Regions from separate parts of the Homo sapiens genome. Here region 2 is linked to region 1. Evidence: read pairs that join two places in POLR2A ChIA-PET (ENCODE). Cell type or tissue: OCI-LY7. All regions are shown on one strand.

Evidence for each region. Peaks named below come from ENCODE experiments on the same cell type or tissue, not always from the same donor. Only the 100,000 strongest peaks of a DNase experiment are listed, where the experiment ranks them.
Region 2: POLR2A ChIA-PET joins it to region 1 with 5 read pairs; 3 of 35 experiments call an interaction of 5 or more read pairs at or near these places.

The regions. Positions count from the first base shown.
Region 1 is chr6:8,142,666-8,147,665 of GRCh38, reverse strand. No RefSeq gene overlaps it. Among named protein-coding and RNA genes, the nearest start is that of EEF1E1-BLOC1S5, 43 kb to the right of the region's middle. In OCI-LY7, no CTCF peak of the experiment used is centred here; no DNase peak of the experiment used is centred here.
Region 2 is chr6:8,015,627-8,020,626 of GRCh38, reverse strand. BLOC1S5 (biogenesis of lysosomal organelles complex 1 subunit 5) reads left to right here. Exons shown (of 5, transcript NM_201280.3): 5 at 4,799-5,000. The coding sequence ends at 4,978. All of the region lies in intron 4 of BLOC1S5-TXNDC5 (BLOC1S5-TXNDC5 readthrough (NMD candidate)), which reads left to right. It overlaps EEF1E1-BLOC1S5 (EEF1E1-BLOC1S5 readthrough (NMD candidate)), which reads left to right. Exons shown (of 7, transcript NR_037618.1): 7 at 4,799-5,000. Among named protein-coding and RNA genes, the nearest start is that of BLOC1S5, 46 kb to the left of the region's middle. In OCI-LY7, no CTCF peak of the experiment used is centred here; a DNase peak (open chromatin) is centred at 3,116; H3K4me3 peaks cover 1,235 bases; H3K27ac peaks cover 1,280 bases.

The DNA of each region.
Region 1 (5,000 bases):
ATTCAACATGTATTATCTCATGCTTCGTGTCAAAACAGCCTGTGAAGTGGATCAGGAAGATAATATTACTATCCCCCACATTATAAATGGGGACTCTGAAGCTCAGTGAGATTACATGACTTCTACCAGCTCACATCTGTCTGAAAAGACATAATGTGTGGTTAGGTAGACAGAACTCATGCAGAAAATGAAAAATAATAATAATAGGTAATATCTGTTTTGTAAGGCAGTAAATACTATGGAATTCAGAGGGACCACCCCACCCTCCCAAGCCCCAAATAACACTTGAGACAACTTTAGTTGGAAAAAAATACTTCCCAATGGCAACATGTGTCCGACAAGGATGGGAAAGCAGGTTGGTGCTCCAAAAAGCTACCTGTGGCAAGAAGAACAAAAGGAACAATGGCTCTCATGAGTGGTTACCATTTTCCTGGATCCATCCTGGCAGAGGATATTGCTTTGATTCTGCTTGGAAATGTGTTGATTTGGAAATGATAACAAGTAACTATTAAATGCTATTTCTGGGCCACAAAGAAGAGGAGTTCCCACAGAGTTCTAGAGTGAGTTTGTACTTATAATGAATAGAAATCAGGGGGAGAGAAAATTTTCACTGACCCAGATTGAGTCACATACTTTGTCATATATCAAGGGTATTTCTGATCACAAGGAGATGCTATCCCAATCTTATCATGACTGCTGTTCAGCCTTAGCCAAAGAAAATAATCTCACTTTTATAAAAATTACCAAGATACCTAATTTTACTTGGTGGTAATATGGCTGAAATGCCCTATCACACAAGACTTTGATTTCCCTTTTCTAAAGTAATTCATAATATAATGTCCCACCTCTGTCCTAATTCTCCCTCTGAGAAATTAAAGGAGGGGGTAAAAACATTCTCCTGGATGACATACATAGCATTTGTGGTTTTCCTTCACTTCTCACACTTAAAAAAATAAAATGTTATACATAAAGGCAATGTTTCAATTATTTTTACAATCCAAGCTCTTGTTTGTTTTTTACTCAAAATGTAATGTGTTACTTTTAATGCATGTTTAAATTTACTTGCCTTAAATTGCATGGCTCAAAGAGGTAGAACTGTGGACATATGATTCCATTGTTATGGCATTTCTAGTGCTACTCGCATACACACAAGTACCTAATGGAGGTGAAAACAAAAATTAATGCCAGTGAAGATGATGATGATGATAATGATGATGATAAGGCTCATAATGATTAACAATAAAGTCTACCTCATCAAAAACTTCTGCACCAGATATAAGCCATTTTCTGTGGTTTTAGAATTTCTTTCCTTCTTCAGTAATACCAGGTTTCACTAAAAGGCTTTTATCTGCTCTTCAGGATGATTTGATGAGATGAAAGGAAGTAAGAAGTTTTCCTTAACTCAGAAGGACTCTTGCTTTATCACACGGGAAATTTAGCAATAAAATATGTCAGGTAGGATAAAAGAGAAATTGCAGAAGAAAAATAAATCATAACAAGCCTCAGATGACCTCCTCTGAGTAAGAGGGCTATTAAAATAGAATTTTTAAAAATGCAAGAAAGTTAAGTTTTGCCGATAGATGTTTGGAACTTGAGCATATCTAAGGAGATGCTGAAGGCAAAGATGCCATCCAATAGCAATAGTTGGTCTGAAAAGGCAGGTCTAGGTCACCTCTTCCCACCACATGGGCCAGAGCTGATTACATATGACAGGTAACCCTGAATAATTGCTCTAATCACTCCAATGAGCCCTCTACCTTGTCTAGAAAAGGACTCATGCATTAGCCAGCTTCAGAGGCCAGACACCCCTAAACCTGACATCTCTAACAAAGACGCGTCAATTTTATTGGAAGCATTATTTGATGTTGCTCTTCAATGGAGGAAGAGATGGGCAAGGAGGGCCTCAAGTTGGCCATAGATCAAGGTCTCATTAAATGGCTCAGGAGTTTGTATTTGCAGGTTAACATGACGTGATGATCAGTTAGTGGAGACTGATAATAGCAAGAAGGGCAAAAACATGTCACCCAGAATTGGGTTGTGGATTCAGCTCTTCCAGAGGGTAGGGGATAATTAGGGTGGTGTGTCATCAAAACTTTTCATGTCAACTAAGGAACATTCTCTCTCTCAATAAGAAACTGTCAGGTCTGCTTAAAGCTGTGAGGGACAGGGACCTCTTTTCAACCTACACCTTCTCGTTGGAGCTGCCAACTTATTTTAGAGGCCCAGGTGGTGAAATGCTTCATCTGGGTCCTGAGCTTTTATGCATTTGTATTTTTTGCTACAGACGAAAACACAAATGATAAAACTTCTTACCCCTTGAGGAAATTGATGTCTATGGCTTTCCCTAATACTCAAGTGTTTTGCCTCACTACTCAGATAATTTTTACAGAAGCCAAAATAAGTTGAGTCTGAGCAACAAATTATCCTAACTGTCCATCCAATGACAAGGAGTTCTCACAAGGGAAAAGCATTGTATCAAAATATCTGTAATATTCTAGAGACGATCGGAGCTCATGGCTCTAAATCGAAGTAATCCTTTCAGTGTAAGTGCATCACCCATGTGCAGCCTTTTCTCTGTTACAGAATTTGGCATATTGTATTGGAGCTATTGATTTTTGTGTCTATTTCTCCATAGTACTTGAGCTCCTAGAGGTCTGGAATCCACCTGCTCACCTTTTAATACCTACTGCCTAACCCAGTGCTTTGTACTTAGTAGGTGCTGAGTAAATGTTATACAACCAATTTTTCCTTAAAGGCTGAATCAATTACTTTGGTTAGCATGATACCAAGTGACCATTTTAACTAAAATTATGCTTCTGAACTGGTTTTCATGTGATGTTGATACCATTCCTTTATTGTTTATTCCAATCTCTCTCTCTCTCTCTTTTTTTTTTTTTTTTGAGATGACATTTCACTCTTGTTGCCCAGGCTGGAGTGCAATGCTGCGATCTCAGCTCACTGCAACCTCCACCTCCTGGGTTCAACCGACTCTCTTACCTCAGCCTCCTAAGTAGCTGGAATTACAGGCACCCGCCACCATGCCTGGCTAATCTTTTGTATTTTTAGTAGAGATGGGGTTTCACCATGTTGGCCAGACTGGTCTTGAACTCCTAACTTCAGGTGATCCACCCGTCTTGGCCTCCCAAAGTGGTAGGATTACAGGTGTAAGCCACTGTGCCCGGCCTCCTCTCTTTCTTTCTCCCTTCCTTTTTCCATCCTTCATTCATTCTGTCTCATTGACTATAAGTCTAATGTAAGATTTTCCTTAAGGAAAGAGAATGTCAGAGAATGAAATGAAAAGCAATGAATATTTATGGAGTGACTATTTTATGTTTGACATGATGCTATTTTTTTCACGCATTATCTCATTTAACCCTCACAAAAATATTGTGAGGCAGCTCATATTACTTCTTTTGAGGAACTGGGCCTCAAAAAAAGGAGGAAATTTTTGCTTTGTCTATTCTAACACCAAACTGTATAAACTTTCCTGTACCAAACTGCAAAATAAATAAATAAATAAATAAATAAATAAATATAAAAATAAAAAAATAGGCAAGTTGCTAACTGGAGTAACATAGACCATGTTCTAAAAAAGGCTCAAAATCCGTAAGATTTGTTTTATTATCCAAGTAATAGAACTAAACACATTTTCTGCACCTCTCTTCTAAGGAAACCAAACAATGTTCTTTACATTTGCTTTCACCTTTACAGGCTATATAAATCTGGAAGTTCACAGAGACTGCTATGAAAAAGAATGTTCCGGAAAACACACACATACCCAGACAGAGCCTCTGACCTTTTCTCTAGAGAACATATAAAGATTCTGTTTGCAGCCAGGCATGGTGGCTCATGCCTGTAATCCCAGCACTTTGGGAGGCAGAGGTGGGAGGATCACCTGAGGTCAGGAGTTCAAGACCAGCCTGGTCAACATGGTGAAACCCTGTCTCTGCTAAAAATACAAGAAATTAGGGGGGTGTGGTGGCGGGCGCCTGTAATCCCAGCTACTGTGGAGGCTGAGGCAGGAGAATCACTTTAACCTGGGAAGCGGAGCTGGCAGTGAGCTGAGGTCGTGCTACTGCACTCCAGCCTGGGCAACAAGAGCGAAACTCCATCTAAAAAAGAAAAAAGATTCTATTTGCTTTTATGTAGGAAGGGAAGGACACATGATGAAGGAAGTGTTCATCTGCAAAATAGTTAACACTTTTAATTGTAGAAATGACATGTTAGAATGACCCTAAAATTTGGTTAAAGCTGTTTTTACAAGCGCAACTAACATACAGAAGGAAAATCAATCTTATTTCAGCCATAAAAAAAATCATTTTCCAAAGGAAACATGATTGTACATCCAAAGCTTGAGCCCAGAACTTGGAAGGCTGTCTAATGCCACATCGGCTTGGACAGGGACTGTGCACTCACGGAGGCCAGCATGACACGATGGCTCCCTGGTTTAATATGGCCGGGCTTCAAACTCCATTAGAAGCGTTGACAGTCACATAGAGTTATCTCAGGAAAAGCAGATTTAAAAACATAAACCTGAATGCAGTAACTGTGTTGTCTCTTCAGCACAGAAAGATGACCTGGAGATCCCCCGCAGCCGGGAGAAGCACAAGTAACACAACTTTGTGTCTCTGCATAAACCAAAACCATATCCTGGGTATTTTATCTCAAGCAGTGACCAGTGTCTCATCTTTGATGCTACATAACAAAGAGAAGTATGAAAATCTTCAGCCACTCCAACTGGGATGCAACGATGTAAAGAACATTGTTTGGTTTCCTTAGAAGAGAGGTGCAGAAAATTTGTCTCGTTCTACTACTTGGATAATAAAATAAATCTTAGGGATTTTGAGCCTTTTTTAGAACATGTTTGATGTTACTCCAGTTAGCAACTTGCCTATTTTTTTATTTTTTTATTTTTATTTTTATTTATTTAAATTTTTTTTTATAATGAATCAATTGTAAGACATCCTGCCTTTTGAAGGTGGTGGTTGGCTTGCTTCATT
Region 2 (5,000 bases), 130 kb after region 1:
TCAGAAGTTTTAGGGGCTCTCCCTCCAGATTTGTTCCAGCAAATGAAGTTGAGTGACATAGTCCCTTGAATGATTTCCAGAGAAACTCAGCTGGGGTGGGGAGAGCCTCTGGAATCTGGAGGTAACTAGCTTAGGGAAATGAATTAGTGTTTTGGGGGAGAAGAACTGGCCCCTAGGGCAAGAGCCTACCCCAAAGAAAAGGGTGTCTGACATGTTCACAGTTAACTTCTTTTGCCTTAGAAAGTGGTATTTGTTCAGAGAAAAAAGCGACAAGATGTCCATGCCATACCCCCACACCTGCTGCTCCTCTGCCCCTAGCTGGGGCCAGGTAGCAGAACAGCCTCTCAGACGAGGTCAGCAGTATTGAGGGGCATCTCCTTAATGGAGATGTTGTAGGTCTCCATGTCTCGAAGGGTCTTCTTGTCTTCTGTCACCATGACTTTGATTACTTTGGATGGAAATCTTTAAAAAGATATTCTATACTTTTATGTTATTTAAAAAATTTATTAAATGTTACAGAATAATTTTGTAGGAATCAGGCGTTACTGAGAATATCAGATTTTATATTATGGTGAATATGGTGATGTCATTAGGGAATGAGAAAGAGAGACACTGTGCTATGTTTCTGTACCAACTGCCCTCAGATACTGTGTGTTTTAAGTTTTTGTATCTGCCTCCTCTTTTGCTATAAGGCTGATGCCTGTTATTCTTCCCTTATTATCAGCCTTTTCATTTTCTAACTTGTGACTTTTTCATAGGGTGTCGTCTTAGAAACCAGTTAACTAAGCTGGTTAGAATTGTATGTAATGTAGGTCAAGTAGGCTCGGAATCAGAAGGGCTTTTCATGTGCAGTATTTGTAAATGGACTTTGTAGCATCTTCTTCGTTTGCATGACTTAAAGGTCTTAGCACATTCTCAACTAAGGTTCAGATAAATGTTATTTCCAGGTAGCTGGGTTTTATTTGTATGTAAAGACTGCAGTATTGTCAATACATGAATGTATAGGCGCCCCCCCCCCCTTTTTTCTTTACTGATTGTTGTAAAGAATGTAAGAATGGGCCGGGCGCCGGTGGCTCATGCCTGTAATCCCAGCACTTTGGGAGGCGGAGGTGGGCGGATCACCTGAGGTCAGGAGTTCAAGACCAGCCTGGCCAGTGTGGTGAAACCTTGTCTTTACTAAAAATACAAAAATTGTCCAGGTGTGGTGGTGGTTGCCTGTAATCCCAGCTACTTGAGAGGCTGAGGCATGAGAATTGCTTGAACCCGGGAGGCAGAGGTTGCAGTGAGCTAAGATTGTGCCATTGCACTCCAGCCTGGGCAACAGGAGGGAAACTCCATCTCAAAAAAAAAAAAAAAAGTAAGAATGCCTAGCAGTTACTATTACAAGTGGGAAACTAGGAAACGATAGCGTGGAGTGACTGTAAGAACTTCTTGATAAGGGAGCAAAACTAGATTTTTATTTGGATTTGGAAGTTGTCATCTTTTAGCTTATTTTCACTCGGCCTACAAGGCCAATAAGCGATATGCCTGATGTGAACAGGCTACTTGAATATGTTTGTCTTTATTCATAATATTCTGAAACTACACAATAGAAATACTGATCTTTGGCAGTATCTTATTCACTAATATATTGCAGCGTCTTAAAGACTGTTCTTGTAGCCAAATGGTTAATAATGGTTACATCCAGGATTAAATTGAATCTAGGAATGGAGGGGAAAGTCTCTTGCTCTTGAGTTGTCTCTATTGTTTGAATTATTACAATAATCTGTTGCTAAAAGTAAATTATTAAAATTAAAGAACAGAAACTGAAATGGCAAGGGGATAAAAGTGGAGTGATCTGCCTTCTAGATGCTTCGCTTGTGATTTGTATAATATTTACCTTTTATTAAGTTCCTCAGGCACTGAGCTAGGAACTTGACATGTTCTACCTGTAGTCTTTATAAATATTATTTATGGATGCGGAGTATTTATTTTCCTCATTTTAAAGTTAAAGAAACTTTAAGTTGCTCAGCATCATGCAACTAGTGACAGGTAGACCAGAATTTGAAGCGAGGTTGGTATGCCTGCCAAAGCTCCGTTTTTCTTTATTGGGCTGTACTGGATAAAATGCGTTCTGGTTGGGAAGGGGAACACGGGCTGTTGCCTGGTGATCCACATCACAAGGTCAGCTGAGCCAATGATGACTTTCCATTTACAAAGAAATGAACAAATTAAATAACATCTGAGTATGCATGTTTAACATTCTCTGTATTTATTAAAACACAACTAAAGCTAAATATCATTTTGATGAAGTTTATCTGCATTTTTTCTTTTTCTAGTCTGACTGTGGCTTTTCTCTTAGACTGTAACAGTTTTTGCAAAAGTTCCATCAGAAGATTTAATAAACTCTTCATGCATCTTTTGGAGAGTTCTAATCTATAAGGCTGAAAAGTTAAAAAGTAACGCATTGGATTTTGTTTAACCTGTTTAACCAATTTATTGGATGAGTAAACTCCTCCCTAATCCTCTCTCCCTACCACTGTAATATCTGTTCAGATCCCAAGTGTCCGTAGGACATATTTTAGAGCAAAGTTTGACTGACATTTTAGAAGAATGTTCGACCAAGAATTTTCAATTGGAAAGAAGTTGACGTGAGTCTGAAGTTGAACAGTCTTGGTGCTGGGGAGCTTCAGATCAGCCTAGCAAAAAGACTCTCAGAAGACCGTTTGTCTTGTGAAAGGGATTTTTAGCTACCTACGTAAAACTTCCTCTGGAAAGATCTGATTTGCACTCTGTGATAGAAAAGGCGTAGGTTTGGGTGTCAGAAAGACCTAAATTTGAATCTACAACCAAGCTATTAGGTGAGTGACCATGGAGGATAAAAGTGTCCTTAAGCCTTAATTTCTTTGTCTGTAAAATGAGAATAATGTCGTCTTAAAGGAGAGGCTTTTAGAAGTAGCTATGCAAAACAACTAGCAGAAGTTTGCATTTCATGGGTACTTAGAGCACATTGGCTTATTCAGCCCTTCATCCTGTTTGTCATCCTGACCCAAATGAGAGAGAAAATAGAACAGGAAGAACGTGATGAACAGCCTGAAGATGGTCTCTTTTTCCTAGTAGCTGTTTTTCTGGTGGCTGACATCTGAGTTAACCAGCATCTGAGTACGCTGCGTGTCCCTTTTTCATTCAAGTGCTGGAATTAACATGCCAAAATTAACAGTGACTTCGGGTGCTTTGTAGGTGTGTGTGTGTGTGTGTGTGTTTGTTTTTGAGACGGAGTCTCGCTCTGTTACCCAGGCTGGAGTTCAGTGGTGCAGTCTCGGCTCACTGCAACCTCCGCCTCTCAGGTTCAAGCAATTCGAACTTCTAGGTTTTTCTAGTTTGCATATCCCAGTTTTTGTTTGTTTAATAGAACCTAATCTGTATCAAAACTTAACTGCTAATGACATACATGTAGAATAGTTGAAATAGGGATATAAAGTTATTTTTTCATACTCTATTTAGATTTTTATTGTACGTATTCAAAGTTAATCATTGAAATTGTACTTTGGAAGGGGGGAGAAAACTAAATTCATACCTTTTTTATTTATACAGCATTTTATCTATATTACTGTGGTGCTAGAAAGAAAAAGAAAAAACCTTTCATCCTTATATAGCAATATTAAGGAACATCTCAAGAACTGAGACATTTGACACAGATGTTTGAGATGTTGATTTGCTTTAAGGACTAGAACTGACCCAGAGGAGATTTCTTTTTTTTTTTTTTTTTTTGAGATAGAGTATCACTGTCACCCAGGCTGGAGTGCAATGGCGTGCTCATCTCACTGCAACCTCTGTCTCCTGGGTTCAAGCAGTTCTTCCGCCTCAGTTTCCCGAGTAGCTGGGATCACAGGCCCTGGGATCACAGGTGCACGCCACCACACCGGCTAATTTTTATATTTTTAGTAGAGACGGGGTTCTGCCATGTTGGCCAGACTGGACTTGAACTCCTGACCTCAGGTGATCTGCCCGCCTCAGCTTCCCAAAATGCTGGGATTACAGGTGCGAGCCACTCTGCCCATCCCAGAAGAGATTTCTCGAGTTCTCTTCTAGTGACTAATAATTTATGATTCTTTCTAATGCACTTAAAAATATTTTATGTAAGACATTTTGATTTCTTACAGCAATGATTCTTTTAGCATATATTTTTTTAAAATTGGTTTTAAAATATCTGCAGTGAAATGGGATTTGAGGAGAAATAGAAATATGAAAAAATACTTGGATTGTGTTTGATTTTATCATGTGAAGATACTAGACGCTTTAAAAAAAATTTTTTTTTTTTTGAGACGGAGTCTCACTCTGTCACCCAGGCTAGAGTGCAGTGGTGCCATCTCAGCTCACTGCAACCTCTGCCTTCTGGGTTCAGGCGATTCTTCCACCTCAGCCTCCCGAGTAGCTGGAACTACAGCCATGTGCCACCACGCCCAGCTAATTTTTGTATTTTTAGTAGAGACGGAGTTTTGCCATGTTGGCCAGGCTGGTCTCAAACTCCTTACTTGAGGTGATCCACCGGCTTCGGCCTCCCAGAATGCTGGGATTACAGGCATTAGCCACTGTGCCCAGCCCACTTTTAAAATTTAAGAAATGAGAATATCCATGTTTAATTTTAATGAGAGAAGCCTTAGATGTTTCTAATGTGTCATCTTTTTTTGGATATTATAACACAACTTTTTCCTTGTGACTTACCAGCTGATTGTTACGGTAACCAAGTATCAAGAGATAACGTTATGAAATAATTGTCTGGAAAATGTCGTGTGACTTTCTAATTTTCTTTTCTCAGATTCATAGTGACCACTTAGTAGCTAGTGAGAAACAGCATATGCTCCAGTGGGACAACTTCATGAAGGAGCAACCCAACAAAAGGGCTGAAGTGGATGAAGAGCACAGAAAAGCCATGGAAAGGCTTAAAGAACAATATGCTGAGATGGAGAAGGACCTAGCGAAATTTTCAACCTTTTAAGAACTTGAACCACAACAATCAC